Linked DNA regions of Mus musculus: all the other regions are linked to region 2. A link is a loop called in an ENCODE intact Hi-C map of the cell type or tissue named here. Cell type or tissue: heart. All regions are shown on one strand. Region 1 overlaps Tm9sf2 (transmembrane 9 superfamily member 2). Region 2 has its middle 30 kb from the start of Timm8a2. Region 3 overlaps Pcca (propionyl-Coenzyme A carboxylase, alpha polypeptide).

What was found. Hi-C counts contacts between places; a loop is a spot of excess contacts. Peaks named below come from ENCODE experiments on the same cell type or tissue, not always from the same donor. Only the 100,000 strongest peaks of a DNase experiment are listed, where the experiment ranks them.
Region 1: a loop joins it to region 2, with 5 times the contacts of the local background. A loop is called at or near these places in 17 of 42 quality-filtered maps.
Region 3: a loop joins it to region 2, with 9 times the contacts of the local background. A loop is called at or near these places in 7 of 42 quality-filtered maps.

The regions. Positions count from the first base shown.
Region 1 is chr14:122,127,362-122,135,361 of GRCm38, forward strand. Tm9sf2 (transmembrane 9 superfamily member 2) reads left to right here. Exons shown (of 17, transcript NM_080556.3): 4 at 5,919-6,046. Among named protein-coding and RNA genes, the nearest start is that of Tm9sf2, 24 kb to the left of the region's middle. In heart, a CTCF peak has its summit at 3,235 (motif pointing left); no DNase peak of the experiment used is centred here.
Region 2 is chr14:122,060,248-122,068,247 of GRCm38, forward strand. No RefSeq gene overlaps it. Among named protein-coding and RNA genes, the nearest start is that of Timm8a2, 30 kb to the left of the region's middle. In heart, a CTCF peak has its summit at 648 (motif pointing left); DNase peaks (open chromatin) are centred at 644 and 4,474; H3K27me3 peaks cover 5,929 bases.
Region 3 is chr14:122,873,158-122,881,157 of GRCm38, forward strand. It overlaps Pcca (propionyl-Coenzyme A carboxylase, alpha polypeptide), which reads left to right. Exons shown (of 24, transcript NM_144844.2): 22 at 3,607-3,747. Among named protein-coding and RNA genes, the nearest start is that of Gm46488, 34 kb to the right of the region's middle. In heart, a CTCF peak has its summit at 3,224 (motif pointing left); a DNase peak (open chromatin) is centred at 3,224; H3K27me3 peaks cover 228 bases.

The DNA.
Region 1 (8,000 bases), 67 kb after region 2:
ATTAAGACATTTATAATTATAACACATCACTGTATAAATAGTTTAGTGGTGTGGAAGACTATAAAACGAAAAGTAAGTCTCTCTTCTCCCTTAGTTCTACTTGTTTCTTTTTAGCATTTTCTGAAGATTTGTACACACATACAAGTTGTTATAAATACTATTAGATTGTTACTTATTTAGTGTATTAATATATTTATATATAATGTACACACATTTATTTTAATGTGTTCTGTACTTTGCATTATTCCTTCTCTGCTTCCTTGGGCATCTGACCCTACTAGAACTTTTCCTGTGATGGCATTCGACCCCCATGTATTCCTCAGCTCACTGCTGCCTCTCCTGGCTTCCCATTCTTCTTTCTGTGGCTTAGACTCTACCCTTAGCAATCTGGCCTTCTTTTCACCAGGCACTTTCTTCTTCTTGGCACTTTGTTATGTGGAGCATCCACCCAGCTAATCCCTGGGTCTGCATTGGTCCCAGTACCATCTCACTCCCCTCCATGCAGAACCCGTTCTGTGAAGCCTCAGGGGCAGGAAGATATAAACACTGCATACATTTATCCACTACGGTGTTGTTTTTTTTAATGATTTATTTGTTTTTATTTTAAGTGTATGGGTGTTTTTGCTTGCATATATGTCTGTACCATGTTTGTGCAGTGGCTATGGGGGCAGGAAAATGGCATTGGGCTCTCTGGAACTGGCTACAGATGGTTGTGAGATGCCATGTGGATGCTGAGCACCAAACCTGGGTCCTCTGGACGAGCAGCCAGTGCTCCCAACTGAGCCATCTCTGCAACCCCTACAGATTCATTTTAAGTCATAACTCTGTCTTCAAATAATCTAATCTGCAATTCTCTGCTCTAAAAAAACAACAGTTTTAAATTATTTTGAAAGACAGTTGAAGACCTTTCGAAATGAAGTTACTGGGGAAGAATTCAGTGTGTCTTTATGGGGAGCATCAAGCAATAATTCTTTGTTATGAATTTGAGAGATTATTTTGATACTGCATTCATTTGTAGTGGATGCTGTTGTCAGGCATATCTATGAAATTAGACAGACAACTTAAATATTAACGTGTCTGTTTACTTAGTGCTGGCCTTTAGGAAGTGGAAAGAGCCTGGTGGATGTGGCTCAGGCCTTTAATCCCAGCAGAGGCAGGCAAACAGGCAGATCTCTGCTTCAGGGTCTTACACTGCCAGAGACAGACAGCCTTTGGTACAATAGTAAACTGGAAAACCAAACCAAAACAAATAAAGCAAAACAGAACAAACAGTTGCTATCTGTAGAAGGAGCCAATTCTTGACATTTCTAAATGTTCGTAGGACCCTTGCTTGGGTCCTGGGAATCCTAGATTTAATCTCTTGCCCTGGGAGCTGAGGTAAAGTAGAGCAGAAGTATTCTTAAATAGAGAAAGGTGTGCACCCAACATTTTTCACATTCTACAGAAACTTAGGGTCAAGATCTGTGTTAAACAGAACATAGTGACACATATGTCTGTGGAGATGCTAAGGGCAGGCCCAGGTTATCCTGGCTACCTAGCAAGATCCTGTCCTCCAAACCAAAAAGTGTTAAGTTCTTCGATTCCCAATTTAAAGAGATTCTTGAAGACTACAGCATATGAAAGCATGGTATTGGGCCATCAATGAGAGTTTTCTTTCTAAACCAGCCATAAATGATTTTTCAAATTTATGGGTCATGTTATTTTGGAATGCGACTTTGATTAGAAAACCTGAACTTATTTTAAAAGATGAGCTATAACCTACCCACCCTCTTTTTTGTTTTTCGTTTTTCTTTTTTCTTTTGCTTTTTCGAGACAGGGTTTCTCTGTGTAGCCCTGGCTGTCCTGCAACTCACTCTATATAGACCAGGCTGGCTTCGAACTCAGAAATTCACCTGCCTCTGCCTCCCAAGTGCTGGGATTAAAGGCGTGCGCCGCCACACCAGGCGTTTTTCATTTTTCAAGACAGAGTTTCTCTGTGTAGCCCTGGCCATTTTGGAATTCACTTCTTTAGGTGAGTTTGGAGCTCACCCAGGCTGGTCTTGAGCTCAGAGATTCACTACATCTGCCTCCCAAGTGCCAGAGTTAAAGGTGTGCACCACCACTGCCTGGTTAGACAATATACTTTAATTCATTTTGACCCTCCTGTGCTTTATTTTCAGATATTTTTACCCTACTTAAGTGTGTAGTGAAGCAGTAGTGATAACCAGCAGCAGAGGGCGGTCCCCATCTAAAGGCTGCTTGGTCACCTTTTTCTGGGACATTTGTTTAGGTCAGGAAAAGTACAGCTTAAGACAGTGTGTGGATCGTAAAACCCCATGTACCTGTAAACACTCACTGATGCATCCATTCACTGGGCTAACATTTGTGGGTTAGCTACTTGTGTATACCCCAGGCACTGTTACAGATGTAGAATATAACAGTGGACAGGACAAGAGAAATCCCTGGCCTTTGTGGCTCTTTGGTCTTGATGGCAAGGAGGAGACTGGAGAGAACTAAAGAATACAGTATGTCAGTTACTTGGGAAAGAACTTCCAAAACTAAAACAATGTGGACAGAGTGTTTGTCATTTTAGGTAAGACTTACTGAGAAGGTGACATTTGAATACAAGACCTTAAAAATAAGTGAGGGAGTAAGTCACTCAAGTGCCTCGGGAAGGTATTTTAGAGGCAGACAGAAGATGCCAGGTCCCCAGGTGTGGACTTGCCTGGGCTGTTGAAGGTACAGAGATAAAGGAGGACAGCCTGAGCAAGGAATGAGAGAGAGGGGCTGGTGAGAGATGAGGGCAAGAGTAACGGCTCTTACAGGAGGAGGCCCAGTTGAGTGGTAGAGCACTTGCAGCATGCTTGGGGCCCTTACCACCACAAGAAACAACAGTGACTCAAACTTTGGACCCTTCACAGCTGAGCAAGATTGGACATTGTTGCATCAGCTTGGCTCTTACATGGTCACTCACTATTGAGGCGTGTTGAGAACAGACTGAGGGGGTATAAAGAAAAACCCCAGTCAGGAGATTTCACAGCTGTCTGGATAGGGTTTGATGGTGGTTTAGACCATAGGGGGAGATTGTGACATAGTTGGACTTTTAGAATCAGCTTGTTTTTTTTTAAAGTAGAGCCGAAAGAATTAGCTAAGGAATAGGATATAGACTGGGGTTTTCATTTCCTACAGATAAAACAGAAATGAACAGGAGTGAACAGAAGAGTAAATTTGGGCATCTCATGCCCTCTTCTGGCTGTTGTAGTGCTTGCACACATGGACATACGATAAAATTAAAGATGTGTATTTTATAATATGGAGAGTGATACAAGACACCTCCTGCCCACCACATACGTGCAGATGGGCACACCTACACCTCTCTGCATGCATATACACCCCACAATATAATACAATTAAGTAAAATAGGGCAAAATTAAGCTTGAGTGTCACAAAAGAGGGTTGGTTCCTTTGCTAGCTAGTAACATTTTTAAATATTTATCAAAACTTAAGTACTGAGGGTTGGAAAGATAGCTCAGCAGTTAAAAGCACCCCTGTGCTTTCAGAGGACCCCGGGTTGAGTCCCAGCACCCACATGGCAGCTTACAGATATCTGTAACTCCAGTCCCAGAGGATCCAACACCGTCATCTGGCCTGTCTGAGCATGCATGTGGTATATGGACATACACATAAAAATAAAAAGTGACAATGATTTCAAATACGGAATTTCTAACTAAGCATAAGGAGAGAAGCTTTGTTTCTATAGCTCAACGCTTTGGGTCATATCCTGACGGGCATTTCTTAGTTTGTGTCTCTGATGCCTTGATTTTCTAATCTAACATGTGGAGAAGGCCAATCTTGCCCATTTATTGGGTGGAATACATGAGCCTTGACTGTTAACTGTTGCTCTGTAATCAGTTGTTACCTGGACTGGAGGAGGGTTCAGTTGGTAAAGTGCTTGCTCCATAAGCATAATGACCTGAACTCAGCCTCAGCACCCACATAGAAGCTGGGTACATTAGCACATGTACCCGTAGTCCAGCGGGGGAGCATGGAGACCCTGGAGCTGTGAGTCAGTGAGCTCCAGGTCCACTGACAACCTGTTTGAGAACTAAAATGGAGAGCGATAGAAGAGGATGTCTGACGTTGGCCCATGGGCTTCTTATGGTGTACACGTATAAGATGCACACGTGTAAGATGCCCGCTCTTTCTCCTTTGTTGTTTTTTTTTTTCCTTTACAGTTGAGTACAAAAGTTGAGACAGCTAAATCCAGTTCCCACCTATTAGATTGAGGTGTAAGATTTACTGTTGGATGCTGTTAGCAGAGATGATGTCTGTCTCTCCTTATCTAAGTTGGACATCTGTGCCTCTCATTCTGTCATATTAGTACTTTTGTGTTACTACTATTCAGTTTTTAAAAATGAACCTTAATGTTCAAAATAATGCTACAATGCTGTGTTTTAGATGGAGGTAGTGATGTGGTGAAAATTAAACTGTTGGCTGACAGATGGCAGCAGTGGGCTGCACGTAAACATTCACCTCAGCTAAGTTGGTGTAGGGGTGTTAATAACATACAGAAGCAGGCCACTAGCCAGCTGTTAGAACACACCTATAGGGACCCCAGCATTTGGGGGCCTACGTAGAAGAATCTGAATTTGAGGCCAAACTGCAGCATATTAAGAGAAATCAAAACTGACAAGTCAACTGGACTATTTAGAAAAACATAATTTTTTTGTTTTGTTTTTGGAGACAGGATTTCTCTGTGTAGTTTTGGCTATCCTGGAGTTTACTGTGTAGACCAGACTAGCCTTGAACTCAGAGATCCACCTGCCTCTGCCTCCTGAGTCCTGGGATTAAAGGCGTACGCCACCACTGCTCAGCAAAATGTGATTTTTACATTAGAAATTATTAGGTTTATTTATATAGTTGATATGTCTCAGCCTTCTGAAAATATGAAGATATTTATATGGGGGTATTTTTTGTTTTGTTTTGTTTTGTTTTTTTTTGTGCTGGATGTTGAACCAGAGCCTCATTCGTGCCCTCTCGCTCTGCAGTTTGCTTTACTCCTCACCCCTCAGCCCAATGAATCACAGTTTTATTTTTATTTTTTAAAGACTTATTTATATAATGTATGTGAGTACACTGTCGATCCCTTCAGACACACCAGAAGAGGTCATTGCATCCCATTGCATTGTGAGCCACCATGTAGTTGTTGGGAATTAAACTCAGGCCCTCTGGAAAGAGCAGACAGAGCCATCTCTCCAGTCAATGAGTTGCATTTTTAAAATTAAGACTTAAATGCTCCCAGTACATCATCATGAACCTATTATTAAAGTATGTGAGTGGTGTGTGTGTGAGTGGGGGGGGGGGGGAGGTTAAGTAATTCTGGACTCAAAATTGGAGGAACTTCTAATTTTTAAATTTGGTTACTAATTTTTAATTTTACCTTTTTTATATTTAGAATCCTGAGAATTAGCAGCCTTTTAAGCCTGAGTAAAGGGTCATGTTTGCTTTAATTTTAGATATTCAAATGTGGCATTGTGGTCACTTCTGAGTCTCCTAGGGAGACATAGGGGCACTTGATTGGTTCCTGTTTACTTGGACGATAGTGCAGAAATCTTGGGTTCTTGTTACTAGAAGCCAGCAGCTCCAGAAGTGTAGAAGGCACCTATGGGGAAATGTTCTGCCTTGTTCTTCTAGGTCACAGTTACATGTAGAGGATGAATAGATTGAAGTTAGCAGAATACAAAAAAAAAAAAATCCACTTAGATAAGAAAAATTGGAGACTTTATAGAGAAGCGAATTGAAGGTTCAGCTCCCTGAGTTAGCTGTGGTGCATTTTATGTTTATCACCAGGACTGGTAACTTAAACTGCTGTCTTAGGTAGAACCTGTATCTTTTTGCATAATTTTTATTAATGTACTTTCTACTTTCTTTTTATACAGTTTACGTTTAATAAGAAGGAAACCTGTAAGCTCGTTTGTACGAAAACATACAATACAGAGAAGGCTGAAGACAAACAAAAGTTAGACTTCCTGAAAAAAAGCATGCTACTGAACTATCAGCATCACTGGTGAGACAGAGGCTCGAGTTGGGGCTCTGACAATGAAATGTCTGTGTCGGTGTCTATAGAGATGAAATTGTAGGTTACATACAGTGTAACAAACTGTTCATGCCAGCGCAGTGTTAAAGCAGGTGACTGTCAGGTGCTTCTTGTACACAGACCTGCTGCTCTACTTCTCTGGCAGTTACCGTGGGGCACTTTATGGTGTGGGGAAGAGCATCTACAAATCAAATCTACTTCATGTTTTGTAACCATGGTGCAACATTAACCAGTTTCTTAGCAGTTTGTGTCGAGTATTGTTTAGACTCTGGGTCCTAGAGATAATGGAAGCAGAGACGAGGGTGTTTGGGGCTGTCTTGGTCACAGAATGTTGATTGGCATATGCAAGGCTCTTTGTTCTCTTCACACACTGCAGGTAGGAGAGAGAAGAGAGGCATTTATTCCTTGGTAGCTTCCATGCCGGAAGGTACCTAGAAATCTTTAGCTAATCTTCGCAGTTAGTCTAGGTCCTATTTTAAAGCTGAATAAGTTAATAAGAAAATCAATTTAAGGTAGTTTACAAACTTAGGAAGTATTCACTAGTGAAATTTACTAAGCAGTTTGTAAAGGCAGTTACAAACCAGTGACTGCTTTAAAAAGTCAACTGGAAAAGTGCTGTTAAATAATAGTTTTTACCATTGAATTGGGAATGTTTTATGATTTTAAGTCTGTATTATGAACAGGAATTTGCAACTTGTAATTCTAGGCTGTAGTCCGGGGCCCCAGGCCACTCTGGTTTTGGAGACACTGATTCTCAGTTGTGGGTTTACTGAAGCTGAGTTGACTGTATTTTTATTTCAGAAGGTTTATATACTACATAGCTTGACTTTAAGCAGAATTGGCAGAAATAAAATGTGTCCCTCAGAATTTGAAAGATCTTTAAAAGTACTGAATTCTTATGGAATCTTACTGTGCATTTAGTACCTTCCTTTGTACCAAGCTGCTTTAGGGAGGATAGGATTATTTTCTAAGTTATTAAGCTTGTGAAAAACCCTCAAGTGGTACAGAAAAATATTAAATAGCAAATAAGAGTTGTCTAGTGCTGTCAGCCATTTATTATGCCTGCCCTCTCCTGTGCAGCACTGTTTGTGATGCGTGTTTTCAGATTTCTGCATTTGTGTGAATGTGAAAGGGTAGGCATTGTTAGAAAATGCAAAAGCTGACACATTATTGTGTACTTGACTCTGTGTGCTTGTTTTGTTTAATGATACATTGGGCATTTTTCCAGGGCCTTTGAAGATCTATATTTTATTTGTTTTTATAGTTGTATGAATTTTATGATGTGAATGGTGATTTTTCTTTTCCTCAGATCATTGTAACCAATAAATTCTTCATCCTTATTTTAGAGAAAGGTTAATGGGATATAGTTTTCTTATTTGAGTTGAGTAATTTTTTTATTTTACTTGGGCCATTAAAAGTGGGTTAGGGATTTTGGGGGCTGACTTTACTCAAAGCTGGAGCAGCTCCATCATTCTAGCGCCTGTTTTTGATCCCCACACTGGTACCTGAACTCAGTTAAAGAGTCCTGTGCAGTCTGACCCTCTGCTTTCTACCTAGGACCCTGAGTCAGAGAGTAATACATGTGAACATACATGTGAACATACATGTGAACATGTGTTACTGGAGACTGGGTATAGGGTCTAGGTCATGCTGAGCAAGCTGTACTACTGAGTTCTTTATAATTTATTTTTTATTACGTATTTTCCTCAATTACATTTCCAATGCTATCCCAAAAGTCCCCCATACCCACCCACCCCCACTCCCCTACCCACCCACTCCCCCGTTTTGGCCCTGGCGTTCCCCTGTACTGGGGCATATAAAGTTTGTGTGTCCAATGGGCCTCTCTTTGCAGTGATGGCCGACTAGGCCATCTTTGATACATATGCAGCTAGAGTCAAGAGCTCCGGGGTACTGGTTAGTTCAT
Region 2 (8,000 bases):
AGTGCTTGCTGACAGGAGGCTGATACAGCTGTCTCCTGAGAGGCTCTGCCAGATCCTGACCAATACAGTTGCGGAGGCTCACAGCCAGCCATTGGACTGAGCACAGGGACCCCAATGGAGGAGTTAGGAGAAGGACTGAAAGAGCTGAAGGGGCCTTGTCTGGCATCAATGGGAGAGGAGGCCCTTGGTTCTATGAAGACTTGATACTCCAGTGTAGAGGAATGCTAGGGCAGGGAGGTGGGAGTGGGTAGGTGGCGGGGGGGGGGGGGGGGGGGAGCACCCTCATAGAAGCAGGGTAAGGGGGATGGAATAGGGGGGTTTGCAGAGAGGAAACCAGGAAAGAGGATAACATTTGAAATGTAAATAAATAAAATAAAATAACACAATAAAACAAAAAAGAATATGAACATAAAAAAAGAATATACTTAAATGTGCAAGCACACACACAAACACACACCCCAGACTTCCCTAACAGCCTAGCAAACACGCAGTTAGCAGCTAATATTGCCACAGATAAAGTCTGGCCTTTAGAACCTGAAGTGGAGATCCAGGATACACCCTGAGGCACCCAGGCATGCAACTTTAGACTGCCCCCAAGGGGAAGTACCAGATTGGCTTTCTCAATACTTTGGGTTCATCCTATGCCCCCTGGTGGCAGAAACAGAGCATGGCGGGCACACTGTGAGAAGGCAGCAGATTCTCCTTGGTTAGCCGTATTTTTAGTGTAATTGGTTGACTATTGTAGTTGTGATGGTAATGTAATATCAGCTTGTAGCCTGGCAGTGTGCTGGGGAAGTCTTCTATAAGCCTCCTTTCACAAATCAGTTACAACAGGCTGAGCAGCTAAGACAACTTTCTGTATTGTAAATGACTAGGATTTGGTTGCAAGCACCCAGCCAGCAGTTCATAACCATCTGTAACTACAGTTCAGAGGATCCAAGGCCTGTTTTGGGGCCCTCACACCTATGTCTATACAGTACACATATGTGTGCTACACACCGGTACTGCACACACTTGACACATGCAGACAAAACACTCATATACATAAAATAAAAAATAAATTTATTTTTTTTTCAAGACAGGGTTTCTCTGTGTAACCTTGGCACTCTTGGAACCCTGTAGACCAGGTGGGCCTCAAACGCAGAGATCTGCCAATGTCTGCCTCCTGAGTGCTTAGGTCAAAGGCACGTGCCGCCGCCACCCAGCTAAAATAAATTTAAAATCTTAAAAAAAAATACTCTAAGAACTTCATTGGATGAATTTCCATATATAGACTAGAAAGCTGTTTCTCAGGATGAGTCACACAGCTTAGGAAACAGGCCAGAACTTCACTACAGGGCTAATCCCTTGCTCTTAGCCACTGACCCCACGAGGCAACAACAACAGTATTTCTCTAAAGCGAGCTCTGTGTGGATTCTTTGCAAAGAAAATTATTTTTAGTTAATGAAGTCTACTGGGGTATAGCTTAATGGTACAGTACTTCACTGGCTCAACTTAGAGCAGTGGAATGAAAAGGATCCTCCATTTGAGAGACTGAAGTAGTGACACAGTAGAGATGGTGACCTTTGACAGCCCAGGGCAGACCCTGCAGAAGCCCAGGGCTCCCATGGAGAAAGCCAGTCCAGGGACACACTGGGGCTCCCACAGAGAGAGCCAACTGAGGGCACACTGCTCTCTCAGCTGCCCAGGCTAGTCTTGAACTTACTCTGTACCCTAGGCGGGCACTGAATTTGTGATCCTCCTGCCTCAGCTTCCTGAGTAGCTGAGAGTACAGACCTGAGCCACCAGACCTGGCCATTTTCTTAGATCACCACCAAAAAATAAACAGAACTAAACTGTCAGGAAATGCCTCCTGACAAGACACCACGTTCATTCATCACTGGGATATCACAGCCGGGATCACAGCTGATCCAAACACTTCAAATAGACTGCAGGATCTGTCTGGTCCATAACATGAGTGAAGGACTTTGGCAGCATTGCAACTGCAAGAATCCAGTGACATATGAAGCTGGGGATTCAGGCAAAGACATCCTGGGCTATGTGCCTGCCATGTAGCCACCACCAGAGAAACTCTTACACATCAAAAATAAGTTAGTAAAGATCACCCAGAGCTGAGCACAGTGGTGGTAGAATAACATCCCTTTAATCCCAGCACTCAGGAGGCAGAAGCAGGTGGTTTTGATTTGAGGACAGCCTGGCCTACAGAACAAGTCCTAGGCCAGTCAGTGGTACACAGTGAGATCCTGTCTCTAAAAGTCAATCCCCGCCTCCACCAGGGGTGGGGGAAGTGTTAGTGCTGGAGAGAGAGATAGGTCAGCACTTAAGAGCCCTTTGCTGTTCACCCAGGGGTCCTGAGCACCATTCTCCATATTGGTACAGCAGTTCACGACTACCCATGACTCTAGTTCCTGGGATCCGATGCCCTCTCCTGCCCTCTGTTGGCACCAGTCATGCATACGATGCGCCCATGTACACACAGCCAAAAGTCATACACATAAAACAAAAAAGTAAAAAAAAAATTTTTTTTTAATTCTTCAGGCTGGACAGGTGGCTCAGTGAGTAAGTAAGGTTCACTTGCCATCCAAAATTGAAATTCAAATCTCAAACACCTACGTCAAAAGTAAAGCACTGTGGTGTGTGCCTCTTGAGAAGTTGTTGTGATAAAAATTCTGACCCAACCCAACCTGGAGAGGAAAAGGTTTATTTCATCTTGCACTTTATAGTCACTGAGTAGGGCCGGAACCTAGAAGCACGAACTGAAGAAATGCTGCTCTCTGGCTCCCTCCTCATGACGGGCTCAGCCTGCTTTCGTAGACATCTCTGGACTGCCTGCTGAAGGTGGCACTGTCCACTGTGGACTGGGCCTTCCGACATCAATCACTACTCAAGAAAATGCCTAGGGTTGCCTATGGGCCAGTATTGTGGAAGCATTTTCCCACCGAGGTTCTCTTCTTCATATGACCCTAGCTTATGTTACAATGGCCAAGGTGGCTCTGTGTGTGTGTACTTAATAAAATAGTGCAACTTTTAAGCTATGTATCAAACATCTTTCTGGGGTTTTATTTCATCTTATTCTGTTCCTGACATCTGATATTTGTCTTGATGGTTCTCATTCTCCCAACATCCTAGACCCAAACCAAGTTCTACAAGCCTCAGTACAAGATACTCTTCCTATCTAAATGTCTCTGCTTTGCCTTGATCTCTGGAATGCTAGAAGCCTGGGGTTGATCGCACAAAGCACCATGCTACCTGACAATGCTGTCTGGATCCTGCTCAGCAGCGAGGGCATCCTCTCTGATCACAGCAGGACACAGTGACCACAGTGAATGCTTATTGCCTTGAAATAGCTGTTCCCTGGGTACCGTTCAGGATGTCCCGTGTCATAATGAAAGCTATATAGACAAGTCCATGAAGACAGAAGCAAAGATGGAGTAGTCTAGCCATGAGCCATGGAAATCCCAGGCTCACCGGAAGCTGGATGAAACAGGAGCCCTGGAGAGAGCATGGTCCTGACTACACCTAGAGTTTAGAACTTCATCTCCCAGGCGAGCAGGAGCATGAAAATCTCACTTTAAGCCACCCTGTTTGTGGTGTATTGTTATTGGCAGCTGTGAGAACTTCCTCAACACATCCTCTACTGCTTTTCCGCTGGCAAAAACCACAGGTGTTTACATACAGATTGCCATTGCTATAGAGATCTGAACATTTCTCCTTTTTTATGTTTAATGTCTCATAACTTTGAAATTATAATTTACTAATTGTTTAATAAGTTATTAAATCACAAACACGTTTATTCTGCACTCCAGTGCTAGTGTCTCTGTATTTCCATACAGTAATTCATCCACTCTTTGCTTTACTTTAGGCATTTACAAACATTATTCCAAGGAAATGTCCCGCTGGCTTTACCAGAACTCTATCCACACACAGTACAGTTCTCACCTCAAAGGGAATAAGAAGTAGTTAATTCTGAAGGCAAAATGCATGACTAAGGCCTGTGAAGATGGATTCAAGTTGCCCCAAATACTGTTCATACATGGCATGTTCTTATAAGTACAGGAAAAACCCCTAAAGCTCTTCCAAATCCATTGGTGGAGGCATGTTTACCTGTGTTACAGCAAAATGGGGACATGTCTGCTGTGGGTCTCACCATGCTGAAGGGAGCGCTGCATGCTCTGTCACATTCTCAACCTTAGGGACAATGTAGGCTTGTGGTCTGTTCATGCATCCCAAAGGCTACACTGGAAGGTCACAAGAGTGTTATGTCAGACAGATCTGCAATGAGTAGCAACTACAGGGGCCAAAGCTAGCCCAAGATAACTTTGCAACATTTCATCTCCTCACAGTCATGAGGTTCTGACCAAGTCCTTAGTCTGCTTGCAGAAGGTTTAACAGAAGTGTGGCCTTTTGGGAGGGGGACCCTTACAAAACCCCAAGGGGCCCACCCACTTCAGCCTGGGCTTCAGTACCACATCTGATCAGAAGAGGGCACCAGAGGACCTGTGCAAAGACTGGTACTTCAACCTCTTCTACTGCGTTTCACTCAGGCACAGATACAGAAACGTCCTCTCTCAATTCAGGTTACTCTTAGAATGCACTGTGATCAAAATGTGGAATCATCTTCAAGCCTGCTATCCTGTTTACTTGTTGAACTAAATATTTCCTACCATTTTCCCCAGTGATCGCATGAGCATTTGGTACTGAAGTTGTTTTAAACCAAAATATCCTCTAGCTGGAGCTACCTGTAATTTCTAAGTTCTGTAGAACAGTGGGCAGTGTGCAGATACACAAAGAACAGAGCTGGGGCAGTGGTTCCGTGGGTAAAGTGCTTGCTGCCCAAGCCATGTGCAGTGAGTGCCTGGTGCCTGGACCCCAGCACTGGAGGAGGGAAAAGACTGATCCCAGGGCCTCACCTGCCAGTGTAGCTGAAGCAGTGAGCTCCAGGTTCAGTGAGAGACCCCGGGTCAGGAAGTACAGTGGAGAGCGACAGAGGACAGTTGGCGTCTAGTGAATCCCAAGCAAGTGTATCTGAAAACACACACACTCACACACACACACACACACACACACACACACACACACGAGTAAGAATAGCCTAGAGTTGGGGTGCAGTAGCTCAGTAGTTGGGCATGTGCTTAATGTAGGCTTTTAGGATTTGATGTTCAGCACTGATTCCACCATGTGACATGCTGGGATCCAAACCCAGGTTGTGGTGGTCTGAGTGAAAATGACTTCAACAGGCCCTTAGGGAGTGGCGCTTTTAGAAGGTGTAGCTGTGTTGGAAGAAGTGTGTCACTGGGGGTGATCTTTGCAGTTTCAAATACTCAAGCCAGTCCCGGTGTCACTGTTTTCCTGCTGGGTGCAGACCCAGATGTAGGACTCTCAGCTCCAGTCCAGCACCATGTCTACCTGTGTGCCACCATGACAATAAAGGACTAACCCTCTGTACTGTGAGCCAGCTCCAATGAAATGTTCCCTTATAAGAGTCGTCATGGTTGCGATCGGAGAGATGGCTCAGCCATTAAAAGCACTGACTGCTCTTCCAGAGGTCCTGAGTTCAATTCCCGGTACCCACATGGTGACTCATGACCATCTATAAAGGAATCGGATGCCTTCTTCTGGTGTGCATGCAGCAGAACACTCACACATTAATTAAAAAATAAACTTAAAAAAGTTGCAAGAGGTTTAAAAAAAGAAGAAATTAAGAGCTGCTGTGGTCACATTGTTTCTTCACACAAGCAGAAACCTTAACTAGACCACAGGTCTTCTGCAAGAGCAGCCGGTACGCCTAACCACTGAGCCATCTTTTCACCCTATTAACAAAACATTTAAAGAGAATCATCCTGTGGCTTATAAATTATTGTGCTCCAGTTCCTTCCACAAGGATGTGCAGCCATGGCTCCTGGGTAGGAAATACCTGCCTTGTCGATCATCTGCATCCTTTCATAATTAGGCAGAATGAAGGTCTGGACTTGGCCAGGCTTACTGCCCTTGGTGACATGCCTAGTTCATGTGTCGTTAACAGGGGACAGAGAGCAATCCAGCCCTCAGCATAAAACACATGCCTGTGGTCTTCCATGGAAGCGAGGGGACAGGATGTTTATACACTGTTAGTTACAGTTTGGAACTTAGTCCTCGGGCAAGGGGAGCATGGCATCTTGATAGTGGCACTGTTGGGGGAGGGGTTCTAGAAACTTCCTGAGGTGGAGTTTAGCTGGGGGGAGTAGGTCTCTAGAGGAGGGTTCTTGACTAGTTTCTTGTCTCTAACCACTTCCTATTCCTCTTATATACGGTCTCAGGTAAAGTTAAGCAACCCTCTTCTACCACAAGAGTCTGTACAGACCAAGCTCTTTGAAACTGTAAATGAAAAATCTTCCCTTTTGCCTTTAAGTTGTTTATGTCAGCATTTCAACACACACAAAGCATACTCACACACTGACCTCTGTCACACATGGGTTGAAGTTGTCCATCCCCTCTCCCTCACCTGTGTTCATGGCCAGTGAGAAGCACAGAAAAAGAAGACAATATTCCGGCAGTTAAAACTTGGCTGGTGTGGCCTGTTGTGGGTGGCCAGTGGCCTTGTTTAGCTCAGGGGGAAGAAATGGTCCTGACTAGAGGGAGCACTCACAGTGTGGCACAGGGTGGGACAAGCGAGCAGTAACAAACGCGTGCCACTAGGAGATGATCAGAGCACAGAGCCGTGGAGAGGCCATTGAGAGATGTGACCAATCCCTCAGTTCCAAATGTCTGGTGAAGAACAATCTGTAGAGAGCGAAAGCCAGTTTGTGGTAGCATGGATCCTGGCTGGGGGAGAATGGGACCTGCCAGTGGGCAGAGGGATCCTCACAAGCTGGGTGGTGCGGTGATGGTTGCAGGCGTCTAGCTATAACAGAAACAAAAATCACTAAGCTTGAAGAGACTGTGTGTCTTCTTGCTTAAATGTGTACCCTGAGAAAGGCTCAGGACTACTTGGGTCTCAATTACCCATCTGTAGACACCAGCTGACTAAAGACTTTCAATAGGCTCAAATCTGTGATCAAATAGTCTTTAATGGTGGGAGTCTCCACAACATGTTGGAGGCCCCAGAGATATCTCCAGAGATTGGATTCTGATATTTAGGGGCCCCAGGACACGCCCCCCCCCAGGAGTCAGGAAGAATGTACTGACTGGAGAGGACTCCTAGGGGTTAACACACTCTGAGATGTTTCAGGGCCTTAGAAAAATCTGCCCTCTGCCAAGTGCTCCATAGGTACCTGCCTATGCCAACCCAAATTTGAAAGTCATCTTGTCTGCACACTTCTGGAGGTCACTCCTGTCTGTAGAAGGCACCATCTAGTTAGGACACACAGGAGAGGTCAGATTCAACCACAGGGTCCAGTTGAGATGTCACTGAGACCCTGGGATGGTTAGGTGAATGAGTGTGTGGTGGCTGCCCATGATTTGCCGTGTCACAGGTATTGCCTGCTTGTAAGCTTGTCCCTGTCACTTTAAGTTAGTTTGTCGTGTGTGATGGGAGGGATTTTGAGTTGCCAAGCCCCCTTTGAAACGTATGTGAGAGGTACGTATCTTAGAGGATGATGATCGTGGTGTCTGTTTTTTTCACCAGGAAAACTCCTGCACCCTTTGTGAAGACCCATATGGTCTTCGTCTGAAATAGGATGTCTGCCTGAAGAATCGATCCTTAGACTCCCAGGTGGTTAAGGCTGTATGGAATGTGACCAGCTCTTCTTGTCACCCCGACCAGTTCCCCTTTGCTACTCACTGGCTAACCCTTATCCTTCATCCACCCCCATCGCTGGAAGTTAGGGTCCCAGTCAGAACATTTGGAGAAACCAAAAGTACCACCAGTTCCTCATTCTCTGACCGAGGAGATGTAAAATCCCCCTTGTTATGTCCAGACCTTTGGTGAGGAGAACAATGGCTTCCCTTTGGTTCTGGCCTGAAAGGGTCAGAGCAGTTAATTGGGGGAAAGTTCAGGGGCCGTCCCTCCTGAAAGGGAGGAA
Region 3 (8,000 bases), 810 kb after region 2:
CAACAGCTGACATAAAAAAATCAAATCAATTATGGAGCTCATAATTGGACCTGGACGAATGAGTTAGAAGGGAAATTGGAGCTCAGCCCTTCTCCAAGAGAAATCTCACAGGCTCTGAAACTGCAGCTGAAGGCTGTGTAAAGCAGACTGGACTTCATATTCAAAGGCCACACCCTTGAATCATGGAAACTCTGTGTATATGGCTTGAAAAATCACCTGTATATGTAGAGGCTTTGGAAAGGCATTCACAGACTTCAATCTCCATCAGGGGGCCTGCCTCGAGTACTAGACAAATAACAGAGCCCATCAGGTTGGAGCTGATCATACATGGATGGAGTGCTTCTCTGTCCAAAGCTGCTGACTGAGAATCGTGCATATAATCAATAGATTGAGGCATGTTCTCCCACAGGTGGGCAGCCCGCTTGCAGGATGTAGCAGTCAGCAGAGCATATCACTCTGGAAACCTCTCCTGTTCTACCCTGCACTCTCTCCCAAAGCCACAGTGGGTCCTATGCTGGTCCCACGGCCCTCCTCCTAACTGCCCGCTGTGTGCAGTGTTCTCATTGTATCTCCCATGTTTGCTGTTGATTCTTCTTTCTTTTCTTTAAATGTTTGGATGACATTTTCTCACTAGATATGTTTTTACATTATAGACAGCATAAAATGGATTTGTTTGGAGTCTTGGCTTGGGGGGCGATTTTACATAATTGGGTCAAATACCTTCTATGATTATCACATTTGGGTTAAGAAGCCATCTAAACTGCTCCCAGAGAGAGCCTGTTTTCTAATTTACCTGGTGAGGTGTTTTTTTTTTTTTTTTTTTTTTTAAACTTTCCATTCCCATGACAGTGGTTTGGAGACAGCTTCCTAAAACCAGTAGAGGGAAGTGGTTTTACTACTGAGTCCAGAGCTGACCTTTATGGACCTTTTCACCACCATACCCTGGTTCTTCTGGACCCACACGGAATGAAAAACTGTCCTCCTTCATGATTATACTTCTCTCTGTTAGCAGCCAGCCTTTTAAACATCAACACTGTGCTTTGCATGAACACAGACACACCCCTGAACTTACGTAGTTACAGTATCTGAAAACACTTAAGTGCCCATCATAGAAGTAGACTTGAGCTCTGCTATTGCTAGAAAGACCCTTTCCTGAATCCTCAGCTAGCTAACTGCACCTCTCCCCAAGAATCTAGAGAAAACAATGAGTCCCAGTTCAGATGCTAAGCTCTGTAAGTCCTAGTGCAGACTGCAGTGGCCCCCTTTTTGGAGAGCAGGCACTAGGAAACATCTATGGTTGTAACTAGGATGTCTTCTTGGATGGGCCCATGTGCGGCACCAACGAGGCCGGTTCAGACTTTTGACTCTACATACAAACTGCAGGGCCGACAAGAGGCTGTTTTAAGATGGCCTGTGATAATCAGGACAACATCAAAGGTATCCTTAAGAAGTGTAGCTTCTCTCTCTTCTTTTCCTAATCAGAAAGGTCACTTCTGAGTCAGCCATGTTCAACAAGACCTCTCCTGAGGCATCCACTCCTTGTTATTTTTCACTTGTGATTACAATAAGTCATTTATTCCTAAACAGATTTAAGAACAATAAACAAATACAAAAGGGAAAGGAACATCTCATCAATAACAAAGGCTGTGTCTGAAGCACTGAGTTTTGGACTCTTTTACATCTCTTTCCAAGCAAAGCAGGGGCCCTACAGAGAAAGGAATTTAGAAGATATGAAAGTTATAAAAATAGTAAGGGACCCAGTTTTTTGTCAGGATCTGGGCCTCTCAGGAGAAATGGTCTGAAGACAGCCTTAGCTTTGTTCACATTGAGGCTTAGTTGTGAGATAGCTGAAGTATTGGTTCTTAAGCCTATTTGCTGTGGTGAAAAGCTGTTAAATTGTATTCTCAGTATATACTTTTCCTAAATTCATATTTTGAAGTTAAAGAAAACCAGGGGGAAAATAGATCTGAATGCTACAGTGAAAACTAATCCCTGGGGCAGAATGCCAGCTGGTCACGTAGTAGTGACACCCTAGTGATGCTGCTAGAAATGAAACCCGCCTGATGCACACGTACCTCTAGTGCTGCTGGACTTACTGCCCGGTACACACGAGCCTCTAGTGCTGCCGGACTTTCTGTTCCAAGGGAGATAGAGCACAGATACTAAAACTGTGCAATTTGGCCCAATTATGTCCCCCCTTGGTTCCCAAGGATTTAATGAGGGCCTTGGAAGTACAATTCATGGGTGATGCGTAGTCCCTCTGCCCAGGGTGTCGTCAGACTGACAGCAGCCTGCTTTTCCCTTGTCATTTATGACTCAGATGAATTTTAATAGGAGCAAAAAGCTTTTATTTGTGCTGTAATTTCACTTAAGGATCATATCCTTCAGGAACTGGCAGACATTTCTATGTCTTGATTGCAAAACACACACTCAGGAGTAAAGAAACACCCAGAAGATGTTATTATTCAACCTGTCACAGTGTCGAAAATCTGCTTGGAACCTAGGCTATCAAAGCTCTTCTGTGGGGCCTCCCCCACCTGCTTTAAATAGGCCCTGTAAAGAGCCACTTGGAGAGTGCCACTGTCCCCAGGCAGAATCAAAGTGGGAATCAGATTCTGCCTCGGCCTCCCTGCCAGCATGATGCCCACAGGAGGCTTTGAGTTACAGCAGCTTTCCTCCAACAAAATGGAGCTGCCCAGTGGGTGCTGCTTCTGTCCTCCCCAGAGAGACCGGATCTGGTGGGAACCAGAAACCAATTCCCTACCTCAAAGCGTTTTATTTTCTGTTTGGGTAGAGCGAATCGTGGTTCATATATTTATCTGGGATGTTTCCTGTCCAGTAGGTATTGTCTGTATTAGAAATGTTAAGATTGACTTGTTGGCCATCCACCTTTGCTATGCCATGAAAACTGATGTGCCTGGCATTTTCCGTGTTTTACAAATCTTGGTGCTATCATATCTCGGCCCAAAAGATATTCTCATTACATCTTGTCTTTCTACTAGCTGGCTTGTCATATGAGAAAAGGCTACATGGTAATGTGCCTAAAAGGAAAAACATTTTGATGTGAATATAACATTTTATGTCACTGAGAAATATTTGAACGTTAAGGACTTTTCTCTTCTTTTCTCAAAATGAACACTGAAGCCTTTGTCTCTATTTAATAATCTACATGGTGTAGCTGCTTCAGAGGTGTGGGAGGCGTGCGACAGCAATCTGCTGCCATCTACTGGTATGCACTCGGTGTCACTGCCTTTTCCCTGAGGCTGAGGGACTCAAAGGATCTGGTTCCTCTGCTTTGCACTGCTCGATCTCTCACTCACTCGGCAGTGTTCCTCAAGCAAAATCCTTACTGTTTTCCTTTACAAAGTTCTGAGATGGTTTTCTTAAAGATCTGTGATACTTTTTTATATATCACTAATTAATCATGAGTAATTCCTTTAAAAAACCTGTCTCCGTTATGAATAATGTTATGTGGAGGGTTTTAGAATGTTTGACTTTAAAGGATATTATTGTAATTTTAGTTTAAAGCTAAAAGCAGATTTTGAATAAGTGCTGTTTTAGATGATATTCGTCATTTGACCTCTGTTGTGCTTTTTCTCTTTCAAGTACAAAGTGCACATTTTAACCAAGCTTGCTGCAGAGCTGAACAAATTCATGCTTGAAAAAGTGCCCAAGGACACCAGCAGCACTCTGTGCTCCCCGATGCCTGGAGTGGTGGTGGCCGTTTCTGTCAAGCCTGGAGACATGGTAAGAGTACTTCTGTGTGAGGGATATGCTGGGCTCAGACTTCCCCTACAGAACAATGGCACCGACAGGAGCACGCTCCCAGTGGCCTCTTCTAACCCACAGGACGCTCATGGTACAGGTGTGCATTCACTCTGTATACCTACTTCACATCTGAGTTGTGTGGGTGACAGTGCCTCCTCCCAACTTGTGTGTGTGTAGGGGTGGGGGTGTAGGGGCGTGGAATAGAAATGAGGACAGACATTCTCTTCTTTCTCAAATTTGTAAAATTTACATTTACTTTGCATTGTTCCTTATTCCCTGGCCCTCTAGATATGAAGCATGCTTGAGGAATTCATGCCAGAACATATTAACCCTGACAGGGGTTTCTAGTTGCAGGATTTCTGAACTAAATGTCTAACTGGGGAGGAAAATTAAGGAAGCCTTAATCCTATAATCTGTTCAAAATCAGCCCACTGTTGTAAGGTGGAAAGTGAAATTCATAACTGGAAGCTTTATTCTTGACTTTTTAATAGCAGAGCTATATTATATCCCTTATCTGCTCAGTCCCATAACTTGCTGTGGACAAATGTGTAGGATACATACATCTTTCTTTTTCTTTTTCTCTTTCTCTTTCTTTTTCTTCAATCAGCTGCTTAGAAGCAAAAGTAAAAAATGGTTGAAAATGCAACTGGGAGATTCCCAGAGGCCCTTAAGTACTTGTGGAACCACTTTCATGGGCTATGTGCTAATTCTACTGTGAATCTGACTGAAGCCACTGGACTTTGCCTAATTTTCTATAATCATTATGTTGAGATAGCACCTGATTTTTTTTTTTATTAATACAGATAGAGCATCATGTTAACACTTAGAAAAATCCATGGAGGGGACATTGGCTTCTAGAAAAATACAGAATAAGAATGATCAAGTTGGATTGTTCATTAGTTCCCAATTAACATTCAACTGGGAAACTGACTTAAAAATATCTTCCCCTGGTGATACAGGAGAGCTATCTACTTTTGTAGAAAACACAAAGGGCCAGGTAGTTCTGCCTAGCTGCTTTCACGGATGTTCCTGCAGACAGCAGTACCTGAGGTCAGCGGTAGGCGATGGTGGGAGAGGTGAGGTGTGAAAGTTAGAGGCTGACTTGTGCAGTGCTGCAGAGCTCCCAGGGTTTTCATACAGGATTGGGGGGTGGAAATGGGCTCTTCACTGGTTTTGGCATTAACAGGCACAAATGCACATTGTATTATCAGATATTATCAGAGCAGTCAGTGAAATCTTGTATCTAAATGTGCAGGCTAGTGAGCAGTGAAGTTTTTTTTTTTTTTCTTTTTCTTTTTCCTTTTTCGCTTTTTGTTGTTGTGGTTGTGGTTACCTCTACCCTCTGGGGTTTTCTTTCTTTCTTCTTGTTTGTTTGTTTTGTTTTTCTGGAAGCCACCCAGTCTATATACTGCCAGCCCCAGCTTGCCAGTTCTAATTGTGGCTATAATTAGAGCATCACATTTGTGCTTTTTTGTCCTCATAAGAGGGTATTTACCTTCAATCCTAGTTTTCTGACATCTAAGACCAAGATGGGCAGAAGGTGTGGGTCAGCTCTTGCCTGGGAGGCTGCCCCCATTTGCTCCATCCTAGCTCTATTTACCCACTTATGATTGCTTAACTGGTAAGCAAGGCAGTGCAAGTGCAGCCTTCTTACCTCTTAATAAATACAGTCTTCTGGCATTATTGTTGCCCTTCCTACTTTTCATTATGTGGTCAGCAAGTTTGCTTGGGAAAAGCCAGTGATCAACAAGAGCCTAAACCCAGTCTTGCTTGGCAGGGAGCTCTCAGATTAAAAGCACCCATTATCAATTCAGTGTGGGTATTGGAGAATGGCTGCAGAATGTGTACAGAGAACAGGGCCTGCTGTAAGTACTCCTGAAGCCAGAGTTCCTGGCTTCACACTCACCTTCTTTATGAACGCTGTGTGTCTGTGCATGTGGCTGGCTGGTCAGGTGCAACACACATCTTTTTATTCCTGGAAGAACTTCCTTTCATATTCTATGCTGCTGTACTGTGGGAAAACTGTTTTCTCTTGAATTACTAATATTTGTGAAGAGTGTCCTGAACCACAAATACTGAAGCTGGACACAGGGTGAGGGGTGTGCCAGCTCCTCCCAGAATCTCTGCTCGAAATCTGCAGTCACAAGGCAAGGACCTCTCCTTGGACTCACGGTAGAGAACTTAGTGAAGCTGTCAGAAGAAATGCTAACGCTGCTTGTAACTGCAGTTCTGCAGTTAAAATGGCTGAGGGCTGGTGGAGTGTGAGAGGTAAGGGAAGCTCCACTTTACCAGTGAAAGTTAACCATCCCTGTGTGTTCTCAGGAAACACAACTGAGGCCATGAAAGCACTCTTGGTTTTCTTTACAGTTTTGTTCACAGTTTAAATTCCCACAACCTGTAGCTTTGTACTGATCTTTTAAGAAAACTTGATACAGAATAATGGGTCTCCTTTGCATAAAATTCTAAGTAGCAAATCTCAGCTAAATGCCTTCATAGGGCTTGCTGTAGGAAGGTTTAAGAACTGCTTTATTTGAAACACTTCCCCTGCTCTAAACACTGGAATTGAAGTGTGTTATTCAAAATAAATGAAGTATTTATTCAAAATACTCCTTTAGGATACACACAGCAAGAGTTTCCAATGCTTCAACCTATTTTTTAATATTAGGGACAGCAGCAATCACTTTCTAAAAGATGGTAGAGTGGGGTCTTTAATGTATGTGGAAGGGATGCTAGAAAACACTAAGTTGCAAACAAATCACAAATTTAATTCAGGAGACAATTGATAGAACAGTTTTTCTAAGCCCTTTCTATTTGCCTTCTGGAAATACTTTTATAGTGATCATCTTCATACAAAAAAGTCAATTTTTCTATTGATATACTGCTAAGCATATACTATAATACTTCTTTCACAAAATGTTATGATTTGAGTTTTTTTTAATAAAAAAACTTCTATCTTTAACAAAAAATATTTAAAATAAATTCCTAGAGTATGTTGGCACCATACATGTGTCCTGTGGGTTAAAATTAGACTAAATAAAACATTTGTTGCAAGATTTTTCCTTTTGTCTTTAAACAATAAAATAAAGCTGTTATGAGCATATTTGTTTCCTTAGCCTTTTCATATAAGACATAAAACAATAAAAGCTCATAAAAAAGAGCCAACCCTAGATAAGACTTTTTTTTAAAGGTTAAGGTTCTTTCAAGCTATATAATGTGCTCATCTAATTTTTGTATGAGAAATAATTCCCCTCCTTGCTTTGGAAAATTAGGGAGATGCAACCCAGAAGGTTCTACATCTCTGTCTTATACATCAGTGACCACTGCTGCTTTCGTTGCTGGTTTCTTCCCCCCACCCCGACCTGTTCACATTTGCATGTCAGCTAATTTTAGTGGGCCCCAAGATGAGGCTGCTCCACCCGGTCCCTAGACTGGGAACTGGCAGTTGGGATTTGTGACCATTGCCTTTGTGGACAGTGCCTTAGGCAGGAAACGAAAGCAGCAATAAGAATGCCACCAGGCTTCACCACGGTCTTTTCTTCCTCGGTCTTTTCTTCCTCGTCTGTGCTTCTCTTAGGGAGAATTCCCAGGCAGGTGAGTGACCATGGTCCAAGAGACAAAAGATACAGGTGTCTGCTGCAGACCTTCAGTTGCTGCCTCCTGTTGTTATCAAAGCTCGTACAGTTGAGTCCGTAGCCAATCTGGGGAAGGCACACATGAACTTGGCAGATGTCTTTTTCACTGCTCTAAGAACCAGCTTTGAAACCTCGGAAGCATTTAGGCATGCTAAATGAAAGGGATAGGTTGGGCATTGGAGTACCTGTGTTCTGGTGCTTCCTGTAGCCCAACATTCATTTCTGCCTTTCTCTTGCAGAAGAGCCAGGCTGGCTGTTGGATAGATTTTCAATTTATGGATGCCCTGATTTACAATCAGAAAATGGTGGCAATAATTAATTTACATATTTTATAGCAGTGACTTTTTAAGCAGTTTGAGGAGACGCCAGTTTTGAACCCAAACTGCAAACTGAATTCTACAGGACAGAAACAGAATCATATACTCAGAAGCACTTTTAAGCTTCTAAGTCATGGAGAGCATAGAAAGTTAGGAGAATCATCTCCCAAGCACGTGTGTATTCTCTGCTCCCCTTAGCTACAATCGCTTTGGATTTTCCTGGCAGTAAAACATACACACCATGAAGCTGCCTAGTGACCCCTCTCCAATCTAATTCCTGTCT